Linked DNA regions of Homo sapiens: all the other regions are linked to region 2. A link is a contact called in ENCODE Hi-C or POLR2A ChIA-PET data. All regions are on one chromosome and are shown on one strand. The core of a region is the stretch at or near the end of the contact, and the rest is flanking DNA. Distances in the headings are between cores, read along the strand shown. Region 1 overlaps AFF3 (ALF transcription elongation factor 3). Region 2 overlaps AFF3 (ALF transcription elongation factor 3). Region 3 overlaps AFF3 (ALF transcription elongation factor 3).

What was found. Hi-C counts contacts between places; a loop is a spot of excess contacts on that map. ChIA-PET counts read pairs that join two places held with the same protein, here RNA polymerase II (POLR2A).
Region 1: a map of OCI-LY7 shows a loop between it and region 2 (3-fold over the local background). The contact joins two enhancer-like sites. A Hi-C loop is called at or near these places in 2 of 168 maps with a recorded cell type or tissue (OCI-LY7 and endothelial cell of umbilical vein). POLR2A ChIA-PET finds 5 or more read pairs at or near these places in 1 of 52 experiments (endothelial cell of umbilical vein).
Region 3: POLR2A ChIA-PET joins it to region 2 with 11 read pairs in activated B cell. The contact joins two enhancer-like sites. A Hi-C loop is called at or near these places in 1 of 168 maps with a recorded cell type or tissue (CD14-positive monocyte). POLR2A ChIA-PET finds 5 or more read pairs at or near these places in 1 of 52 experiments (activated B cell).

The regions. Positions count from the first base shown.
Region 1 is chr2:99,859,918-99,863,348 of GRCh38, reverse strand. The region is part of intron 7 of AFF3 (ALF transcription elongation factor 3); the gene reads left to right. Among named protein-coding and RNA genes, the nearest start is that of AFF3, 280 kb to the left of the region's middle. Within about 2 kb of position 2,033, at least 3 of the 41 ENCODE cell types and tissues checked have a DNase peak (open chromatin) inside an H3K27ac peak, as active enhancers do; they include OCI-LY7, where a contact is called at or near this core.
Region 2 is chr2:99,825,532-99,828,756 of GRCh38, reverse strand. The region is part of intron 8 of AFF3 (ALF transcription elongation factor 3); the gene reads left to right. Among named protein-coding and RNA genes, the nearest start is that of AFF3, 320 kb to the left of the region's middle. Within about 2 kb of position 1,281, at least 3 of the 41 ENCODE cell types and tissues checked have a DNase peak (open chromatin) inside an H3K27ac peak, as active enhancers do; they include CD14-positive monocyte and OCI-LY7, where a contact is called at or near this core.
Region 3 is chr2:99,771,173-99,774,566 of GRCh38, reverse strand. All of the region lies in intron 8 of AFF3 (ALF transcription elongation factor 3), which reads left to right. Among named protein-coding and RNA genes, the nearest start is that of REV1, 280 kb to the right of the region's middle. Within about 2 kb of position 1,611, at least 4 of the 41 ENCODE cell types and tissues checked have a DNase peak (open chromatin) inside an H3K27ac peak, as active enhancers do; they include CD14-positive monocyte, where a contact is called at or near this core.

The sequences.
Region 1 (3,431 bases), core at 784-3,283, 34 kb before region 2:
TAGCCCAAAAGAAAATATAATACACTGAAATAGTTATCTTTATTGCCCAAAAGCATTACTTTTACTCTGAAATAGTTATCCTTTTAGCACAAGATAAATTTTTACATTTTCCCCATTACATAGACAATGCAGAAGCTGTTGGCAAATGATAGAAACATCCATCTGTAAAAAAGCTTACGCTTTTCTTCTCAACCTCTGTTATTACTTGCAAAAATCAATGGCCATAAGGAATGAATAGTAGAGTCTTTATTGAGCAAGGTGGGCAGCTGTCTAGAAGGATGAATTAGTTTTTAATTTCTGTGCTGCCATTGCCTTTGCAGGAAACACATCCACTGAGATACTTGATTGAGTGTTTCTTCTAAAACCTATTTATTTTAATAAAAAATCTTTATAATATTAGTTTGCCAAGATAGCATCATTAGATTATAGGAAGTGGTTGGAGTAGAGAGTAGTGTGGAATGACCAAAGGGGTCTTTTTAATTGCCATTGTAACTACTTAATAAAAGAGGGACAGGAAGAGGAAACCTTTTGGTGTCTGGCACTAGATTTTAATTTAGAAGAGAAAATTGAGGAAGTTTAACCACAACCTCATTCGGTCCACTTCGTGATGACTTTGCCTTTGGCAGGCTAACACATCAAATAAGTTTCAAAGGTCCCTTTTATGTTTGTAAAATATTGTTTTACACTGGTTCTTACACAGGATGAAGAGCATAAAGGAACAAGCTAGGAATGTGGAAATTCCCTTTCCTCAGTAATTTGGGCCAACATCAGGACCACACCGTGGGGCACTGGGCCAGACCTAGTGATGTGGGGCATTATCTGTAAATGCACCTGAAAAATTAGATAAGGCTGTGAAAATGGAATTTTAGTGATCCAGGGTTTGAGAAAAGTCCTCTTGGCTGGAGTAAGGCATGTACGTAGGTCATATGATTGTTTCTGAAACATGAAACTCAGAACCCAAAAAGTTCAGCACATTTTGGCCCCAGTAAGTAGAAAACACCCCGGACATTATCTATGGATGAAATAGTGTGCTGCAGAGGACAGTCCCTGGCCGGAAGCTGGACCATTCCAGTGAATTCAGCAAAACCAGAGAACTCTACCCCGTGTTTTGACAGATTTAAGAGAAAATGCAGTAAAATTCAGCTTTTAGGAAAAAAAATAGGAAGTATAGATATTAAAAGAAAACCTGGAAACTTTAAAATCATTTATCATTAGCTACCCAGGATCACAATGATGAGGTCTTGGGGAAGGGTGGGGGAAGTGTGGGGGAAGACTTCAAAAACTAATCAGTGAAGAAAAGCAGTTTGGCCAATGTGGAGACTAAAACATCTTTCTAAATCTGCAGCAGTTCCCTGGTTGAGGAGAGCAGGGAAGCCTAAAAAAGGTGGCAGATGGGGAGTGTAAACAAGAAAATAGGCCATAAGAGAATTTTTGAGCAACTTGCAAAGTTTCTTTAAAAATAGTGATGAACAAATATATAGTAAAACTATAAAGAAAAGCAAAAGAATGACAAAAACACCAATTAGGATGGTGAAGGGGGTTTGATGAGATAATTGAAGAGCACAGTGGCTCTGGACATTTATTGTTATAACTTTGTACCTTACGCTGTTTGGGTACACAAATATTTATTTTACTGTTATTCTCTACAAGGTACATATACATTAATTATGTCCATTCTTTTGTTATGTATGATGCGTTTCAAGATAAGAAAACAAAAAGAGGAAGTGGTTAAGTACAGAGCAGCTCAACCAAAGCTTTATAACAGTGCCAAGAATACACTCCAGAATTTCAGAAGAATGATAACAACTTTCAAGTCTTGGCCTCTTCTAGTGCATGAGACATTATTTAACCATTTATTTTAAGTGTATAACCCATCTTATACACAGGTCTGTGTGGTAGGTTATTACCCTCATTTATGTAGTGGGGGAAACTGAAACACAGAGAGTGACCAGGATCAAATCCAGGTAGTTTGGCTCTAAAGCCCTTGTTCTTGGCCACTTCTCTACTCCCCATATCGTATTACCATAGAAAGAGCCTACATGTAAGTTTGCATGAGTTCTTACATTGAAAGGATCAACATATCTTTTGAATTGGCAATGTTGGAAGCTGCACATGAAACAGAGTCAGTGGCAACATCAATTTTGGAGCTGTTGACCAAAACCCATCATTTAACTGGCAACATTGCTGAAAATCTGGTCTGTTACCAGTATGATTTCTTTCCATAAGAAACCTAAAGAATTTGGATTTGTGAGTCACTTCCATCTGAAGCCCTCTGATTCTCTCCACAAAGGAGAGAATCACTAAATTCAAAGGGGGAGCTGTTGGTTAAGGGTACAAACTTTCAGTTATAAGATGGATACGTTCTGGGGACCTAGTGTACAGCATGGTGACTATTCATAATGCTGCACTGCTTACTTGAAATTTGATGAGAGAGCAGATTTTAAGTGTCTTAACTGTACATGTATACAAACTCACAGAACATGATAACTATGGGTAGTGACAGACACGTTAATTTTATTGTGATCATCTTTACACAATATATACATATGTCAGGTGATCACATTGTATACCTTGAATTATATACACTACTTTTATCTGTCAATTTAATTTTTTTTTTTTTCTTGAGACGGAGTTTTACTCTTGTTGCCCAGGCTAGGCAATGATGTGGTCTCAGCTTACTGTAACCTCTACCTCCTGGGTTCAAGCCATTCTCCTACCTCAGCCTCCTGAGTAGCTAGGATTACAGGCGCACACCACCACGCCTGGCTAATTTTTTTGTTTGTTTTTTGTTTTTTGAGACAGAGTCTCACTCTGTCGCCCTGGCTGGAGTGCAGTGGCACCATCTCGGCTCACTGCAAGCTCTGCCTCCCAGGTTCACCCTATTCTCCTGCCTCAGCCTCCTAAGTAGCTGGGGCTACAGGCACCCGCCACCACCCCTGGCTAGTTTTTTTGTATTTTTAGTAGAGACGGGGTTTCACCATGTTAGCCAGGATGGTCTCAATCTCCTGACCTCGTGATCTGCCCACCTCGGCCTCCCAGAGTGCTGGGATTACAGGCATGAGCACCATGCCCAGCTGCTAATTTTTGTATTTTTAGTAGAGACAGGGTTTCACCATGTTGACCAGGCTGGTCTTTAATTCCTGACCTCAGGTGATCCTCCCGCCTCAGCCTCCCAGAGTGCTGAGATTTCAGGTGTAAGCCACTGTGCCCAGCCACAATTAAATATTTTAATATAAAAATTTGTTAATAAGTTTAAAAAGTTAAAAGTGCAAGGACAACACTTTGAGGAACGGAGAGTGTGGTTTCTATATGGAAAATACCTGACTAACCCAAGTATCACATTTTTGAGAGAATATATGCATTTCTTAGTAAAGAATAACCACTGAAATAACTTATTTAGGTTATCCTTTTTTGCGGGGGGCGACCATAAG
Region 2 (3,225 bases), core at 32-2,531:
ACCTAGGAATTCCATCAGGCAGCTGGTTCTTGCAAACAGGTCCTCGAGTGTAAGCCACCAAAGACCTTTCAGTCCCATTACTGCCTCCATCAAATTCCCTAAGGGCACTACAGTGTTTCTCCCCAAAAGCCTTGCTGGTTTCAGCCTGTGGCTGGGATCGTTATACTGAGTCATGGCCCCCTTTGGAAGTGGGTCCGTCTCGTGGCGGTCTCTGCTAGCTCGCTACACGTTCGTGCTTGCTGCCTTGCTTGTCCACTTTCTGGTCTGCACTGCTCCTGACTTGCTCCAGGACTGACAGGTTGGAGTCCAGGCTGCTTCTCTCCAGCAGCCAGTGCTGGAGGTCTGGATCGCGGACCCCTCCAGGCAGCCAGCCGGTTGCGACGTCTGCTTTATGCTGGATCTCACTGCCAGGGCAGGATCACAGTAACCAAACTATGCTCTCTTCCTTGAAGGGTAACTTATTCCCCGCTGGAGCTCACCATCAATGCAATGTTCACCAGCATTACTGACTTGAAGAGTATCCTTCAGTCATTTTACCATTGACTTTATCAACCCCCTCAGGAACCTTTAAGACACTTTTCTCCCAATTGTTCCCAAATGAAATTCTAATACCACAGAGATACCGCATGTCTGTTTGTACATGGTATGTGAGTCTGTGCTTTATACACAGAGTAAGGTTTTCTCATCCCCAAGAACCAATTTTGTAAGGTGCCCATTGGGAATGCCTGGCTTAGACCATCCCTGCTTGCTGCACACCTGTGACACCAGCACCTCCTTGTCACTGTCCTCGTCACCCTCCGCAGACGCTTCACCTTCTCTGTCCCCAGAGAGATGGATGCCATCCAATGAGCACCCCTGGGCCAGTGGCATCAGACAGTCACTGTTCCAGGCTCTGTTCTCGGCGCTGGGGGTACAAGGGTGAGTGAAACAGGCACTACTGAAGCCAGCACAGGAGTGAGCACCTCCTCTCTCTGCCCTCTTCTAACCTCTGCCTCTCTGCTGGCATCTCATTCTCAGTAAACACATACAGATTCTTTCCATCGTATGTGTGTGTACATATATATATGTGTATATATGTATGTGTGTGTATATATATACATATATATATATATATCTTCAGTGCTACATTGCTTGCAGCTCTTTCTTCCTTCCTAACTAGACTCTCCAGACCAAAGTCTCTCTGTGTCTTCACTTTCATTTCCCCTTCAACCAACTGCCATCTCTCCCACCACCTTCCTTCCTGAAATGGCTTTTACTGAGGTTACCACCCCAGGCTTGCTTATCAGAAGTACAGAGAGCATTTCCCCATGTGATCTCTGGCAGGCATTTGATGTTGCTGACTGCAGGATCCACGTGAAAATGCTCATGCCCTTGGTGTCTCTGTCACACCCTCCTGGGTTCACCCACTTTGTGGTCCTTTCTCCTGGGTCTCCTACGTGGACCTGTCTTCCTGTAAGTCCCCCTTGATGTTGGTGTTCCTCAGGGTCCCATCCTGACTCTTCTCTACTTAGATGCTGTACTTCCATGGTGTCTGGTAACATCTGTGTGGGGATGGGTCTCAAGTGTGTCTCAAACACAGCTCTGTTTCCTGAACTTCTGTCACCTGCCCAGCGGCCACCAGATTGCTCCACTTAGATGTGTCATGGACACCTGCACCTTAACTCATCTCACACCTCTGCCGGCTTTTCCTGCAGCTTGGATTATCTTCATTCCCCGGCTGTCCATGCTGTTGGGTTCTTCTTCTCCCTCACACTCACCATGTTCAGTTCCTCACCAAGCCTGTCAGCTCTGTCTCCCTCCGGTGGGTCCACTTCTCTTTACCTCCAGCTATCTCCTTGTTCATCCACCATCCTTTTCCTACATGACTCCAGAGACCTGCTTGCCAGCCCTCTGCCTCCCACTAGTCTCCACAATGGAGGCAGAATCCACTTTCCAAAGCATAGGTTTGCTGGAAACCTGTTCGTGGCTCTCCCCTGAGTTCAGGATAGAGTCAGGCCAGAGACCCCCAGACGTGGTTTGCAGAGTCGCACATGCTGTGGCCGTGCGTATGCTTCCAGACTCATCTTTCACCACGTTGCCCCTCACACTCCATGCTGCACTTCTGCAGGCGTAACCACTGCTCTCACCATCACCTCTGGGCGCAACTCATGCTCTTCCCCACCCCGGCACATGCTCTGCCTACCCCTGACCACACATTTAGCTGACCGACTCCTGCATATCTTCCAAGCCTCACTAGAGATGTCACTCCCTCCAGGAAGCCTTTGTGATTCCCAAAGTCTGAGTTAGAGGTTCCTCTTCCATGTCTGCCAGTTACACTTTATTCTTATTACAATACTTAATATGTAATGGTCTTTCTTATTTTCTCCTGGGCTGTTGTTATCTACCTCCAGGGGTGAGCACGATGACCGGCACTTAGTTGATGTTTAATAAAAAGTGAATAAATGGCCAGATGGGGTGGCTCACGCCTGTAATCCCAGCATTTGGGAGGCCGAGGCAGGTGGATCACCTGTGGTCAGGAGGTCGAGACCAGCCTGGCCAACATGGTGAAACCCCGTCACTACTAAAAATACAAAAATTAGCTGGGCATGGTGGCGGGGGACTGTAATCCCAGCTACTCAGGAGGCTGAGGCATGAGAGTCACCTGAACCTGGGAGGCAGAGGTTGTAGTAAGCCGAAATCACACCACTGCACTGCAGCCTGGGTAAGAGAGTGAGACTCCATCTCAAAAAATTAAAAAAAAATTTTTTAAGTGAATAAATGGATGAAGAATAATGAATGAATGATTTTGACCTCTTGCTCTTCACCCTTTTGTCCTTCTAGTCCTGAAGCAAATGGTTCAAGGTACCATCCCCTAAAACATGAGCTCTCCAAGGACTGCCAAGACTGTTGTGCTACCTGGAAGCATTAGAACACATTGTACAATTGGCACAAATGCAAGAGAGAAGAAAATTCACATGCTAACCCCTGAGGGCTAGAAACAGGAGGGAGTGCAGCAGCTCCTGCTAAAGTGTGTGTCAGAAAACTCAGACTTTTTGTGTCTGCCACTTTTATCCTGAGTATCTTTCATGAGACTAAGCCTTTCATTTTGATAGGTAATGAATTTTTACAAGTTGAAGAAATCAAGCTAATACATTTGCAGGGATAATTTGGTTAATTACCATGTTGCTGCTGGTAGAATCAAGGGCTGGAAGTCAAAACTGTTTCCACTGCTAATATGCTCTGTGT
Region 3 (3,394 bases), core at 362-2,861, 55 kb after region 2:
GAAGGGGTCCAGTTTCAGTTTTCTGCATATCGCTAGTCAGTTCTCTCAGCACAATTTATTAAATAGGGAATCCTTTCTCCGTTGCTTGTTTTTGTCAGGTTTGTCAAAGATCAGATGATTGTGGGTGTGTGGTCTTATTTCTGGGTTCTCTATTCTGTTCCATTGGTCTGTATGTCTGTTCTTGTACCAGTACCATGCTGTTTTGGTTACTGTAGTCTTGTATTATAGTTTAAAGTTGGGCAGTGTGATGCCTCCAGCTTTATTCTTTTTGCTTAGGATTAGGATTGCCTTGGCTATTTGGGCTCTTTTTTGGTTCCATATGAATTTTAAAATAGTTTTTTCTAATTCTGTGAAGAATGTCAATGGTAGTTTAATGGGAATAGCATTGAATCTATAAATTGCTTTGGGCAGTGTGGCCATTTTCATGATATCGATTCTTCCTGTGCATGAGCATGGAATGTTTTTCCATTTGTTTGTGTCATCTCTGATTTCTTTGAACAGTGGTTTGTAGTTCTTCTTGAAGAGGTCCTTCACTTCCCCTGTTAGCTATATTCCTAGGTATTTTATTCTCTTTGTGGCAGTTGTGAATGGGAATGGGAATTCTTTCATGATTTGGTTCTCAGCTTGCCTGTTGTTGGTGTATAGGAATCCTTGTGATTTCTGCACATTGATTTTATATGCTGAGACTTTGCTGAAATTGCTTATCAGCTTAAGAAGCTTTTGGGCTGAGACGATGGGGTTTTCTAGATATAGGATCATGTCATCTGCAAACAAAGATAATTTGACTTCCTCTTTTCCTATTTGAATACCCTTTAATTCTTTCTCTTGCCTGATTGCCCTGGCCAGAACTTCCAATACTATGTTGAATAGGACTGACTTTTGATCAGTTTTGATCCAGAACTGCTCTCACTAGCTTAATCAGCCACTTCAGTTAAGGCTTGGCCCTGAGTGACTTTTGTCTCTTTGTTAATTCATATCCAGTCTTAACTCTGAGATTCCCCACCCCCATCACACCAACCTCCACCCCCACCACCTCAACCCCAACCCCAGGAATTGACGTAGCACAGTTTCCAAAGAAGAATTCCCAAAACGTTTGAGCACTCCAAGCATTTTAGTAATAAAAGACTCACCTGCCTAGATGACAGCTTTGTAGCAACAAAAAAAATTATATGAGTTTATATTACAGCAAGTAGTTTAAGAATCAGTCTCATTGTCTTATCCTACCTCACGAGTCAAGTAACCATTTGCTCATTTTGTAATTCTTTAATGAGCACCTGGCTAAGCTTGACACTGGGGAAGGAGCAGTGAACTAAACAGAGGGGGTCTCTGCCCTCAGAAACTTAGCTGTGGTCTCAATCAGTGGGCTGAGTGCTATAAACTATTAACACTGTAGACATTTAGAGAAAGGAACTTAAGGAGGCAGTGAGCAGGTGTTTCCTGAACAGTGTGAGTCTTCTTGAAGGAAGATGTGATAGAAGGGTAGGATGTGGATGGGGAAGTGACAACGGGTGAGCAGAGCCTGCAGGTGAAAGTCGCAGAGCCTCCTTCCTGTGAACGGGAGTGGGAACCTGGCCGGTCTGAACCCAGGCTCCCATGAGGAATGGTGGGAAGCATGTGAGACACTCAATGGCCAGGCAGGCCTGAGACAAGGCTGAGAACTTGGATCTAGTCTAACAAGCAGCCACAAACCCTCTCAGGCAGGAAAGGCATTTGGGGAAGATTAATCTGGTGTCAGGATTGACGGCCTTTCCCTTAGCTGCAGTCGCCCCTTCTTTGTGTTCAACTTCATTTAATGATAGATGGTTCTAGAATTAGCCGGAGACTAGGACCTTAACTTCCCAGGGTTGGGAAGCAATTTGAGAATTAAGTCATGGTTGTTTAACTCTGAAATAAAAGTGGTGCTAGGCTTAGCCATATCACTTCAGGCTGTTCAGAATAATTTTTCTTTTAATTGCCACCATATCTTCCTGAGGAGATACAGAAGAAAAAACAAATGCTAGAAAAAGGAAGGGGCAAGTCTGAAAACATTAAGATCTTGGTTATATATTGATACAAGATTTCCAGAGCAAATACTTTCTGTTTCTCTCCCTGAGAAGAGCTGAACATAGCCAGGCAATTTCTGTGTAAAGTTCAGAGAGAATCCTGACATGTATTTGTGTGTACATTGTTCCTGAGGCAGGGTGGAATGGGTTGCATCTAATTCACTCCCTTCTTTTGGCAGACACTTAGACTATCACAGTTCTTCTCACAGGACTCACCCATGGGAAGCCAGAGGCCCCACAGACCAAGCACACGGCCTGGTCAGAACAAAGCTCCCCATTTGCCTTCCCTGCCTCTCAGGCCCCTGCCACCTCGCCCGGGGCTCATCGTCACTCTTTTCTTCCTCTTCTCTCCTTCCCTATTTTGTCCCACTTCTTGTTTATTCTTCCTCTTCTCTCCTTTCCTATTTTGTCCCACTTCTTGTTTTCTGAGGTGGAGGATGGGAAAGGGGACCAGAGTTGAGTATGAGACGAGAGAACCAAGAAGGCAGGAATACCGCATGTCGATTGCATTCACACTTAAGAAATCCTGCCGAAGCTCATTGTTCTTCATTAAATGACATATTTATGGTTTCCAATACAGTAACTTCTCAGAAAACCCCAATTAGCTATTCTTATCGCTGTTTTGCAGACTGAAGGAACATAGAAGGACACAGTGGCCCCTGCCCTGCATTCTGGCTGTATCACAAGTGACTGAGAGGCCTTGGGCAGCTCACAGAACTTCTTGGGGCCGGGTGTCCTCATCAGAAAATTTAGAAATACGTCACTTCCTGGGGTTGTCTTCACCTCCAGATTCCACAGTTTCCTGTGGCTCTGAAACCAGAGTCCACGTCTCCTCATTCCGAGTTCCACTTCTTTATACCATGTTATTCTTTTGTCTCTGAGAGCTTTGAAATATTGGGGGAATCATAAGGTCTTAAAACATAAATATTATATAAACAAGGTGACCTTTAAAATGCTTTTGTTGGAACTTTGCATCTCTAGAATGTGTTGCTGTATCCATTTGTGCCAGCCTTCTTCCTATTCAGAAACTGCTCTTGTCAGGACACCAGGGCTGAGACATCTTCCCTGGCATGCTGTTGAGTGTGAATTGCTCTGGTTTTTTTTTTTTTTTCTTCTTCATTTTTTAAGTTCTGGGATACATATGCAGGATATGCAGGCTTATTACATAGGTAACGTGTACCTCGGTGGTTTGCTGCACAGATCAACTCATCACCCAGATATTAAGCCCAGTATCCATTAGCTGTTCTTCCTGATGATCCCCCATGGCAGGCCTCAGTATGTGTTTTTCCCCACCATCCATGTGTCCATGTGTTCTCATTGTTCAACTCCCACTTATAAGTGAAAACATGCAG